Linked DNA regions of Homo sapiens: region 2 is linked to region 1. Evidence: read pairs that join two places in POLR2A ChIA-PET (ENCODE). Cell type or tissue: B cell. All regions are shown on one strand. Each heading gives the region's core, and the rest is flanking DNA. Links, peaks and the distances in the headings are about the cores only.

Region 1 (5,378 bases), core at 270-5,269:
TGGGGTTCTCATATGAATCACTGTTATTTTCTACTCTAAAAGGTACACAAAGAGGTAAACTTTCAACAACTATTCTTAGGATTGTTGTAGGTTGGAGATAAGAAAATTCAGTGAGAATACAGTACTCTGTGCAAGCTTGTTAATTAAAATTAATTTTATCCCCTTAATGATATTTATCTGATTTCAGTTATAAGCAGCAAAAATTCAATTTGTTAAGAGAAGAGAATGAAGGTTATGCCAAGCTGATTGCTGAATTGGGGCAAGATTTATCTGGAAGTATTACTAGTGATTTAATCTTAGAAAATATCAAATCTTTAATAGGTAAGACATTTATCTGTATAGTATGTGTTGTTAAGATAACAAGTTATTTTAGCTATTGGAGAATATCCATAAAGACAAAATGAGTGCATTCCATCTATTTTTTTTTTCAGTTAAGGAATGGGAGAGGTGTTTAGCTTTTACTTTTAATGGTTTATCAATAATTATAAAATTTAGCATGATATTTGTGAGAAATCTTATTGTCACTATACCTTGTATGTTAATATTAGGTCCTGCTCTGTCTAGTCTTTCTTTTTTGTGGAGGGGATCCTGAGTGGTAAGCCAACACTTTCAAAAGAGAATGGATGACAAAGAACAGGATGGACTGTTCTGATAGAGTGCCCTACGTTTCTCTAGTATTTCTATTTTTAAGTATTTCTCAACCATTTTATGGAGGACCAAAAAGCAAACATGAAAACTTTAATACAGTAAATCTTCAGTGAACTTTTGAAACTACAGATGTGTAATTTTGAACTTGATTTTCAAAATAACTTTACAAGGGACTTTGATACTTATTTTATCTTTATAGTAGCCTTTTAAAGTAAGTGCAACAGCTGTTGTAAAAGTGTAACAGATAGGAAAGTTATTATTCTCCCTACCCTTTAAGTAGAATTCCTGTAGCATTACTGTTTTCTTTTTATTTGCATTGAGCATTTGGAAGAAGTAGTTGACTTCTGTAAAAAAGATGAATGAGCACTAGAAAAATAGGGTAATCCAGATTTTCCTGAGGTGGAAAGAGTTTTTTTATTATTTACTAGGTGTTGTGCTATCTTAGGGAAGATTTTGCAGTACCTGGGTCTTGAGACCTGCCAGAGGAGTCATATTTTGTGCCTCACTAGTTGTATCTTAGGGGTGCTTATCCTCAGCTTCTTGGTTCTTTCTCTTTTTTTGGAGTTTATATATGACTAAGAAAGAGGGAGAAGGTGTCCCAATCCTTATCTCCTTCCTCTAGTGCTTTGTGTAGGAATCCAATTAAAACTATATTTACTATAATCACCTTTGTTCTTACCAACAAGTAAGTAGCTTTTAGTTTATTTTTTAAATTTTTGTTTATTTATTTTTTAAGAGACGGGGTCTCGCTATGCCCAGGCTGGTCTTGAACTCATGGGCTCAAGCGATCTTTCTGCCTTGGCCTCCCAAAGTACTGGGATTACAGGCATGAGCCACTGTGCCCAACTAAATAGCCTTTTGTTTAAATTTACTCTTTTCTTTGAAGTTAATCTAGTTCTGGCAGCTGATCTAGTGTCTTTGTTGTTTCTTCCAGTTGTCAATTTAACACCAAGATGGGTGGCCCCCTAGGGCTGTGGGACTCTTGCTTAACTGTGTGGCAGTGACCCATTTTTAAAAACCTTCCCATGGTGGTTCCTTAGTTCCTTTCTGTTCTTTCTTTCTCTTTTTTTTTTCTTTTTTTTTTTTTAGATGGAGTCTCACTCCGTCACCCAGGCTGGAGTGCAGTGGCGCAATCCCAGCTCACTGCAACCTCTGCCTCCCGGGTTCAAGCAGTTCTCCTGCCTCAGCCTCCTGAGTAGCTGGGACTCCAGCCAACACACCCAGCTAATTTTTGTATTTTTAGTAGAGATGGAGTTTTGCCATGTTGGCCAGGTTGGTCTCAAACTCATGACCTCAGGTGATCCGCCCGCCTTGGCCTCCCAAAGTGCTGGGATTGCAGGCTTGAGCCACTGTGCCCAGCCCCTTTCTGTTCTTTCTAGGGTAGGCGCCACACTTTCCTGAGTGTTTTTTGATCTAGCTTGAGAAGGTTTTCAGTACTGCTTTGCTATAAGTTTGTCTTTCCTTGTATCCTGTCATACTTACTTAAGGTAGTATTCCCCACATAAAAATTCTGTGCTATTTTTTTTTTTTAACTTTATATCCTTTTTTGTTGACATCTGTTTCTTCTATTTCTTGTGAGTTTATACCTTTTTATTCCTTTGTTATTTTGGGAACATTTCAAAGAGGGATTTTTCTTGAAGGTGTGCTTTTATCTTACTAGAAAATGTATACTACTTACTTTTCTTGAACTTTACTCTCAGGGAGAACAGGCTATGATCCTGTTTCTGAAGAACAGTGTAACAGGCACAACTGCAAGCTCATGAGGTATATGGACAGTCTATGAGTATAAACAATTTGATTTATTGGGCTAAACCTATATTTTAACCCACCAAGTAGCAGTCAAATGTCACCTTCTTAGTGAAGCCTTCCCTGCCCACCCCTGTCAAAACTCCCTGCTATTCCCTGATTATTTTTCTTTTTTTGCACATATCACCATATAATATGCTCTGTACCTCCTCCCCCTCCACCTGTGATGTAGGCTCTGTGAGGACTGGGGTTTTGTTTGGTACCTTATCCTTAATACTTGGTATGTAGGTGATAAATAAATACTGGGTAAAAAAGGAATGAATATTTCCTCTATTCTTGTATAATCTATACTGACTCTTAGCATTTTTTTCCTGATATGGAGAATTTTAGAAAGTTCATCTTCCTGTCTCAGTGTTTATTTATCTCTGACTAGGTGATTTCCTCCTCCCCCAATTGTCTGAGAAATGAACTTTTATTTTTTTGAGACAGAGTCTTGCTTTGTTGCCCAGGCTAGAGTGCAGTGGTACAATCTTGGCTATCCGCAACCTCTGCCTCCCAGGTTCAAACGATTCTCGTGCCTCAGCCTCCCGAGTAGCTGGGATTACAGGCGTGCACCACCATGCCCAGCTATTTTTTTGTGTGTGTGTTTTTAGTAGAGTTGGGGTTTCACCAAGTTGGCTGGGCTGGTCTCGAACTCCTGGCCTCAAGTGATCCACCTGCCTCAGCCTCCCAAAGTGTTGGGATTACAGGCGTGAGCCCCCGGACACGGCCTGAATGAAACTTTTCATTGATGTGAAAATAGAGGTTGAAACTTCAATTCCAATGAGTATTCTTTCAGTGTTGTTAGCATTTATTGGAGTCCCTCTTAGTGCAGACTTCATCCAGGCCTTGTCTCATTCTGTCCAGAACACCTCACTGACCAGCATCCTATTTTTCATGGCCTCTTTGGATGGGTTTCTCTGTGTTTATTCCCATTGTTTTCTGTTTAGGAACAGTCTAGACAGGTAATACCTCCTTCATCAGCCAGTGTCAGAAACTGATACCTAGTTTGGGCAGTATACATTTTAGGTGCACATACTTTCAGGGTACTTGGTCTGACCAGGATAAATCCTTACTTATCATCCTTTAGTTAAAAGGCAGTTATTTGGCTGGATGCGGTGGCTGAAGCTTGTAATCCCAGCACTCTGGGTGGCCGAGGTGGGCAGATCACCTGAGGTCTGGAATTTGAGACCAGCCTGGCCAACATGGTAAAACCCTGTCTCTACTAAAAACACAAAAATTAGTTGGGCATGGTGGCACATGCCTGTAATCCCAGCTACTCTGAAGGCTTGGGCAGGAGAATCACTTGAACCTAGGAGGTGGAGGTTGCAGTGAGCTGAGATCGTGCCACTGCACTCCAGCCTGGGTGACAGAGTGAGACACTGTCTCAAAAAAAAAAAAAAAAAAAAAAAAAGGCAGTTATTTGCTCCTAAAAGATTCTGGCACATCAAAATTTTTATATTCTGCTGGATAACTTGGGGCTGTTTACTGCATGCGCAAGCAAGGAAGCAGAACCATTATGCATCTGCATGGTGATTGTGATCTGACACTAAATTTGAACAACTTATTAAATACGAATGAATAGTGAACAGTAGACTATTGAGCTGCCAAGTCATAGACACCATACAAGTGGCCATAGCTTGAAGATGGCAAAAAAACATCTTTTAGAAATTAGAGGAAAGGATATCACAGGTGGACTCCTTTGTTTGCTGAACTAAACGGTAAGAACTCTACTCTTTTGGATGCCCTTCAAAAAAAATCAGAGCATCATGCTGTACACTTTAAATATATATAATAAAAACAAGTGGTTGCTAAGTGTTCTTTCCTTTCCTTTCTTCTAAATCAGTGGTCAGCAAGTGTTTCTATAAAGGGTGAGATAGTAAATATTTTTCGGCTTTGTGGACCATATGGTTTCTGTTGTAACTACTTAATTCTGCCATTGTAGTGTAAAAACAGCGTAAAAACAGCTATAGATAGTACATAAATAAATGTGACTGTGTGCCAATAAAATGTTATTTACAAAAACAGACCGCTAAATGGATTTAACCCACAAGCCATAGTTTGCTGATTCTTGCTCTAAATCAAAAGTTCTGCCTAACAACTAATCACGGAGCTAGCTTATTTGAGCGTAGCTTTAGAGAGTGAAAATGGTTCTTCCTGGTTTTGGATTTTAGTGGTCCAGGACCTTTTTGGCCTAGGCTCTAACCCCTTTACCTTTGCTCGCAGAACCAGAGCTTTCTTCACCAAACCTCAAGACCTTCATTTGTTGCCTGGTGTCAAAGGGTATAGATTTGGCTAGGGAAGGGTAGAGTGAGAGTCTTTGCCTCTTCAGTCTCTCAAGTGACCAGAGTAACATTAAAAACAAAATAAATCCTTAAGCCAAACGATTTTTATTTTTGGATAGATTATGGGACATTTCACCCCTTTGACTACATGATTTTGAGTGTATTTAGTATTTTATCTTTGGTTCAATCTGAATATAGGGTCCATTCAACTTAGACACATCTTATTGTGCCACCTTTTTCCTATTTCTTTGAAAGGGAAGTTGGCTGCCTTATTTACTTAAATTTTTACATTATTGAAGTTTCTTGGCTATATGTTAGAAGTTTTCCCTTCATAGTATGAAAAAGAAGACAGCAATTAGTGTTTCCAACTATAGGGGTTTTTTGTTGTTGTTATTTATTTTATTTTTGTTTTGAGACAGGGTCTGGCTCTGTTGCCCAAGCTGGATTGCAGTGGTACAGTCTTGGCTCACTGCAACATCTGCCTTTTGGACTCAAGCCATCCTCCCACCTCAGCCTCCCAAATAGCTGGTACTACAGGCACACACCACCATGCCCGTCTAATTTTTGTATTTTTTGTAGAGATGGGGTTTTGCCATGTTGCCCTGGCAGGTCTCGAACTCCTGAGCTCAAGCTATCTACCTGCCTTGGCCTCCTAAATTG
Region 2 (5,378 bases), core at 106-5,105, 92 kb before region 1:
GTGTTTTGAGACAGAGTCTAGCTCTCTCACCCAGGCTGGAGTGCAGTGGCACAATCTTGGCTCACTACAGCCTCCACTTCCCAGGCTCAAGCAATTCTCCTGCCTCAGCCTCCCGAGTAGCTGGGATTACAGGTGCACGCCACCACACCCGGCTAATTTTTGTACTTTTAGTAGAGATGGGGTTTTACCATGTTGGCCAGGCTGGTCTAGAACTCCTGGGCTCAAACGATCCACCCGCCTCAGCATCCCAAAGTGCTAGGATTATAGGTGTGAGCCACTGTGCCCAGCCTTAAATTTTTGATTCGCAGTAGTCTTTCATATCTGCAATTGCTTGTTTAATTATATTTATGTTTTTCTCTGCTTTACTATTCTTGTCTTTTTTTTGGAGGATATTTATTTTCATCAGCTGAAAAGTTCTGGTTCTTGCTTTTTTACCCCCTTATAGTAATTCTGTGAAGATAATCATTTTCTGATTATTGTAAAGTATCCTGGATTTTCCTGATTCGGTGATAATGTTTTGATTGATTCTATATGAAGAAAAGGATTCAGATACCTTATTTGGTTTATTGGCTCAAGAGCACCCTCTTCTGTTGATACAATAAAGTATAGTGTCTCTAATAAATTATACTTTTGGAGGGAAGGATCATTTGATCTTCTGAATGCTATTCCTCCAATGGCTACTTCTTCATGTCTTGCCTTCACAAGACTACTGTCTCTTGTACTGTGCAATTTTTAGGCTTCTTCCTTTTTTTTTTTTTACGCATCTTTCTTTCTTTCTTTTTGAGATGGAGTCTTTCTCTGTTGCCCAGGCTGGAGTGCAGTGGCACGATTATGGCTCACTGCAAACTCTGCCTCCCAGATTCAAGTGATTCTCCTGCCTCAGCCTCCTGAGCAGCTGGGACTACAGGCGTGCACCACCAGGCTCAGTTAATTTTTGTATTTTTAGTACAGACGGGATTTCACCATGTTGTCCAGGCAGGTCTTGAACTCTTGACCTCAGGTGATCCACCTGCCTCAGCCTCACAAAGTGCTGGGATTTCAGGCGTGAGCCACTACACCCGGCCAACACATCTTTCAAATAACACCTTTCCGGCCAGGTGCAATGGATCACGCCCGTCATCCCAACACTTTAGGAGGCCGAGGTGGGTGGATCTTCTGAGGTCAGGAGTTCAAGACCAGCCTGGCCAACATGGTGAAACCTGTTCTCTACTAAAAATACAAAATTAGCCGGGCGTGGTGGCACATGCCTATAATCCCAGCTACTCGGGAGGCTGAGACAGGAGAATGGCTTGAACCCAGGAAGCAGAGGTTGCAGTGAGTTGAGATCGAGCCATTGCACTCCAGCCTGGGCAACAAGAGTGAAACTCTGTCTCAAAACAAAAACAAAAAACAAATAACGCCCTTCCTTTTGATTCTTAGTGCTCTGATCCATCAGGTCTCAAACTCGTTCTTAGTTTTAATTAGGGTGGGACTTTCTTCAGAGTGTGAACCCTATGTGGTATTATCATGAGAGAAGAGAAGACTCTTCTCTCACAATTTCTGCCTCATATTTCAAATAAATGGAACTATATAATATGTGGTCTTTTGTGACTGATTCTTTCACTTAGCATAATTTCTTTGAGATTCATCCATGTTGTAGCATGTATCAGTACTTCATTCTTTTATATGGCCAAATAATATTCCATTTAATGGAATAAGTGGAATATTTGGTATAAATATATCACATTTTGTTTATTCATTCATTAGTTGATGGACATGTAGATTGTTTCCATTTTTTCCAAAGTAGCTGGATTATTTCACATTCTCATCAACAATATGTAAAGTTTCCCATTTCTCCACATTCTCAGCAACACTTGTTATTGTCTTTTTTGGGCAAAGAAAATCACTTTATTCTAATTAACTCACAAACAAAACAAAACAAAAAAATTACAACAGCTGGTTTAAGGAGGCCACACAAACATTTGACACGCCCCAAATTCTATACTATCTTAATGAAATTCTACCAAATAAGAACACCCTCTTCTATTGCAATTCTGAAGCAAGAAAGTAATGAATGACAGAGGATTGGTTTCACTGACGGTTTTACACTTTATACCTTCACTATTAAATATATATTATATATATACTTTTTTTTTTTGAGACAGATTTTGCTCTTGTTGCCCAGGCTGGAGTGCAATAGCATGATCTCGGTTCACCACAACCTGCAGCTCCTGGGTTCAAGTGATTCTCTTACCTCAGCCTCCCGAGTAGCTGGGATTACAGGCATGCGCCAGCACGCCCGGCTCATTTTTCGTATTTTTTTTTTTTTTAGTAGAGACGGAGTTTCTCCATGTTGGTTAGGCTGGTCTCGCACTCCCCACCTCAGGTGATCCGCCTGCCTCGGCCTCCCAAAGTGCTGGGATTACAGGCGTGAGCCACCACGCCCGGCTATCAATTATGTTTTTATGCTAAATTAACTTAGTTGTGAGAGCTGATTTTCCATTTCTTCAATTTGAACTTCTTGATTAGATAAATCCATTTGCAAGTCTGCACTGTTTCACCACCTCATGGAAACCCTCACAGAACTTTATGTCTCCCTGATTCTGGGCACATTCCAAAAACCATTTTATCTCATACAAGAAAGCCTACTGCTGCTGTGCCGGGTGGGTTCCCTGAGGCTTCTGGTAAGTGATGTCACCACTTGGGGGCTCAGCATTATTTACTCCACTGAAGCTCCCACTGATGGCATGACCCAGTATGTGCCCCACAGCAGAGTCCACAGCCATGCCAGCTGCAGTGATTGCCGCCCGGGCCATCAGACCTGGCTGCCGCGGAGTGCAGCAGCAGGAGAGCCAGCTGCAGAGGGTGGGGCTGCTGCTAGTGGCTGAGCTGCTGGTGCTGGCCTGGGTGTAGTTCTTATCTGAGGTTCTCAGCTGGCTAGAGGGGCCACGTGGGAGGTGCAGTTTCAGCTTCCACGTGACGTTGCAAATGTGCTGCGGCTCAGCGTCTAGACTTGTGAAACTCTATCTTTCTAAAATTATAGCCATTCTTCTGCATGTAAAATGGTATCTCGTGGTTTTGGTTTGCATTTCCTTAGTGATTAGTGATGTTGAACATCTTTATTTTATTTAGTCATTTATTTTTGAGATGGAGTTTTGCTCTGTCACCCAGGCTGGAGTGCAATGGCTCAATCTCGGCTCACTGCAACCTCGGCCTCCCAAGTTCAAGCGATTCTCCTGTCTCAGCCTCCCAAGTAGCTGGGATTACAGGCGCCCGCCACCATGCCAGGCTAATTTTTGTAGTTTTTAGTAGAGACAGCGTTTTGCCACGTTGGCCAGGCTGGTCTCAAACTCCTGACCTCAGGTGATCTGCCTGCCTCGGCCTCCCAAATTGCTGGGATTACAGGTGTGAGCAACCATGCCCAGCCTTATTTTTTGTTTTTATGTAGAGATAGTCTCACTATGTTGCCCAGGCTGGTCGTGAACTCCTGGGCTCAAGATATCCTCCCACGTTGGCAGCCCAAAGTGCTGGGATTATAGATGTGGGCCACCACGTCTGGCCCTGAATATCTTTAAATGTCTTTATCAGCCATTTGTATATCTTCTTTGAAGAAATGTCTACTTAAGCCCTTTGCTGTCCCCGCATCCGCCAACTTTTTTTTTTTTTTTTTTTTGAGTAGGAGTCTCACTCTGTTGCCCAGGCTGGAGTGCAATGGGGCAATCTCAGCTTACTGCAACCTCTGCCTCCTGGGTTCAAGCAATTCTCCTGCCTCAGCCTCCCGAGTAGCTGGGATTACAGGTACTGCCACCATGCCCGGCTAATTTTTGTATTTTTAGTAGAGACAGGGTTTCACCATGTTGGCCAGGCTGGTCGCTTTGGCCAGGCTGGTCTCGAACTCCTGACCTCCTGATCCCCCTGCCTTGGCCTCCCAAAGTGCTGAGATTACAGGCGTGAGCCACCGTGCCCGGCCCCTTTGCCCCTTTTTGAAAATTGGGCTTTTTTTTTTGGCTGGGCGTGGTGGCTCTCACCTGTAATCCCAGCACTTTGGGAGGCCAAGGTGGGCAGATCAAGAGGTCAGGAGATCGAGACCATCCTGGCTAACACGGTGAAACCCCATCTCTACTAAAAATACAAAAAATTAGCTGGGCGTGGTGGCAGGCGCCTGTAGTCCCAGCTACTCGGGAGGCTGAGGCAGGAGAATGGCGTGAACCTGGGAGGCGGAGCTTGCAGTGAGCTGAGATCGCACCACTGCACTCCAGCCTGGGTGACAGAGTGAGCCTCCGTCTCAAAAAAAAACAAAAAACAAAAAACAAACAAAAAAAAAAACAAAAAAACAAATTGGGCTTTTTTTTTTTTAAAGATTATTGAATGTTAAGGTTATACATTCTAGATAAAAGTCCCTTGTCAGATATATGGTTTGCAAATATTTTCTCCCATTCTGTAGGTTGTCTTTTTACTTTCTTGATGGTGACTTATGGTGTACAAAAATTTTAAATTTTTATGAAGCCCTATTTATCTATTTTTTTCTTTTGTCATTTGTGTTTTTGATGCTCTATCTAAGAAACTATTTCCTATCCCAGGATCACAAATATTTACTTCTATAATACTTCTATAATTTATTTTTGAATGCTAATTTTGTATCCAGCAATTTGCTAAACTCTCTAATTAATTATAATAATTTACTGTACTTTTTCTTTTTTCTTTTTCTTTTTTTCTTTTTTTTTTTTTTTTTTGAGACGAGGTTTTGCGCTTGTTGCCCAGGCTGTAGTGCAATGGCACAATCTCAGCTCACTGCAACTCCTGCCTCCCGGGTTCAAGGGATTCTCCTGTTTTAGCCTCCCAAGTAGCTGGGATTACAGGCGCCCGCCATCAAGCCTGGCTAATTTTTTGTATTTAGTAGAGGAATTTCGCCATGTTGGTCATGCTGGTTTCGAACTCCTGACCTCAAGGGATCCATCCGCCTCTGCCTCCCAAAGTGCTGGGATTACAAGCATGAGCCACTGCGCCCAGCCCTAATCTTTAATATTTTTACCTTTAATTTTTTTATTTTTTATTGCTGTTTTGTGCCTAGTAAAATATTGAATAGAAATAGTGATAATGGATATCATTGTCTCATTCCTCATTAATAGGGGAAAGCTTTTAATATTTATTCTTTAAGTTTGATGCTTGCTTTAGGTTTCTTTTAAGATTAAGGAAATTCCATTTTGCTATTTTATAAGATTAAATAAATTCTACTTTATTACTACTGACAGTTTTTCTTTTTCTTTTTTGAGACAGGGTCTTGCCCTGTTGCCCAGCCTGGAGTGCAGTGGTACAAACATGGCTCATTGTAGCCTCAACCTCCTGGGCTCAAGTGATCCTCCTCCCACCTCAACCTCCCAAGTAGGTGGGACCACAGG

What was found. ChIA-PET counts read pairs that join two places held together with the same protein. Peaks named below come from ENCODE experiments on the same cell type or tissue, not always from the same donor. Only the 100,000 strongest peaks of a DNase experiment are listed, where the experiment ranks them.
Region 2: POLR2A ChIA-PET joins it to region 1 with 9 read pairs; 2 of 35 experiments call an interaction of 5 or more read pairs at or near these places.

The regions. Positions count from the first base shown.
Region 1 is chrX:123,690,964-123,696,341 of GRCh38, reverse strand. THOC2 (THO complex subunit 2) reads left to right here. Exons shown (of 39, transcript NM_001081550.2): 7 at 188-321. Among named protein-coding and RNA genes, the nearest start is that of THOC2, 39 kb to the left of the region's middle. In B cell, for the core only: no CTCF peak of the experiment used is centred there; no DNase peak of the experiment used is centred there.
Region 2 is chrX:123,782,587-123,787,964 of GRCh38, reverse strand. It overlaps the pseudogene CHCHD2P1. Among named protein-coding and RNA genes, the nearest start is that of THOC2, 52 kb to the right of the region's middle. RefSeq lists an enhancer at 2,965-3,144. In B cell, for the core only: no CTCF peak of the experiment used is centred there; a DNase peak (open chromatin) is centred at 2,914; H3K4me3 peaks cover 338 bases.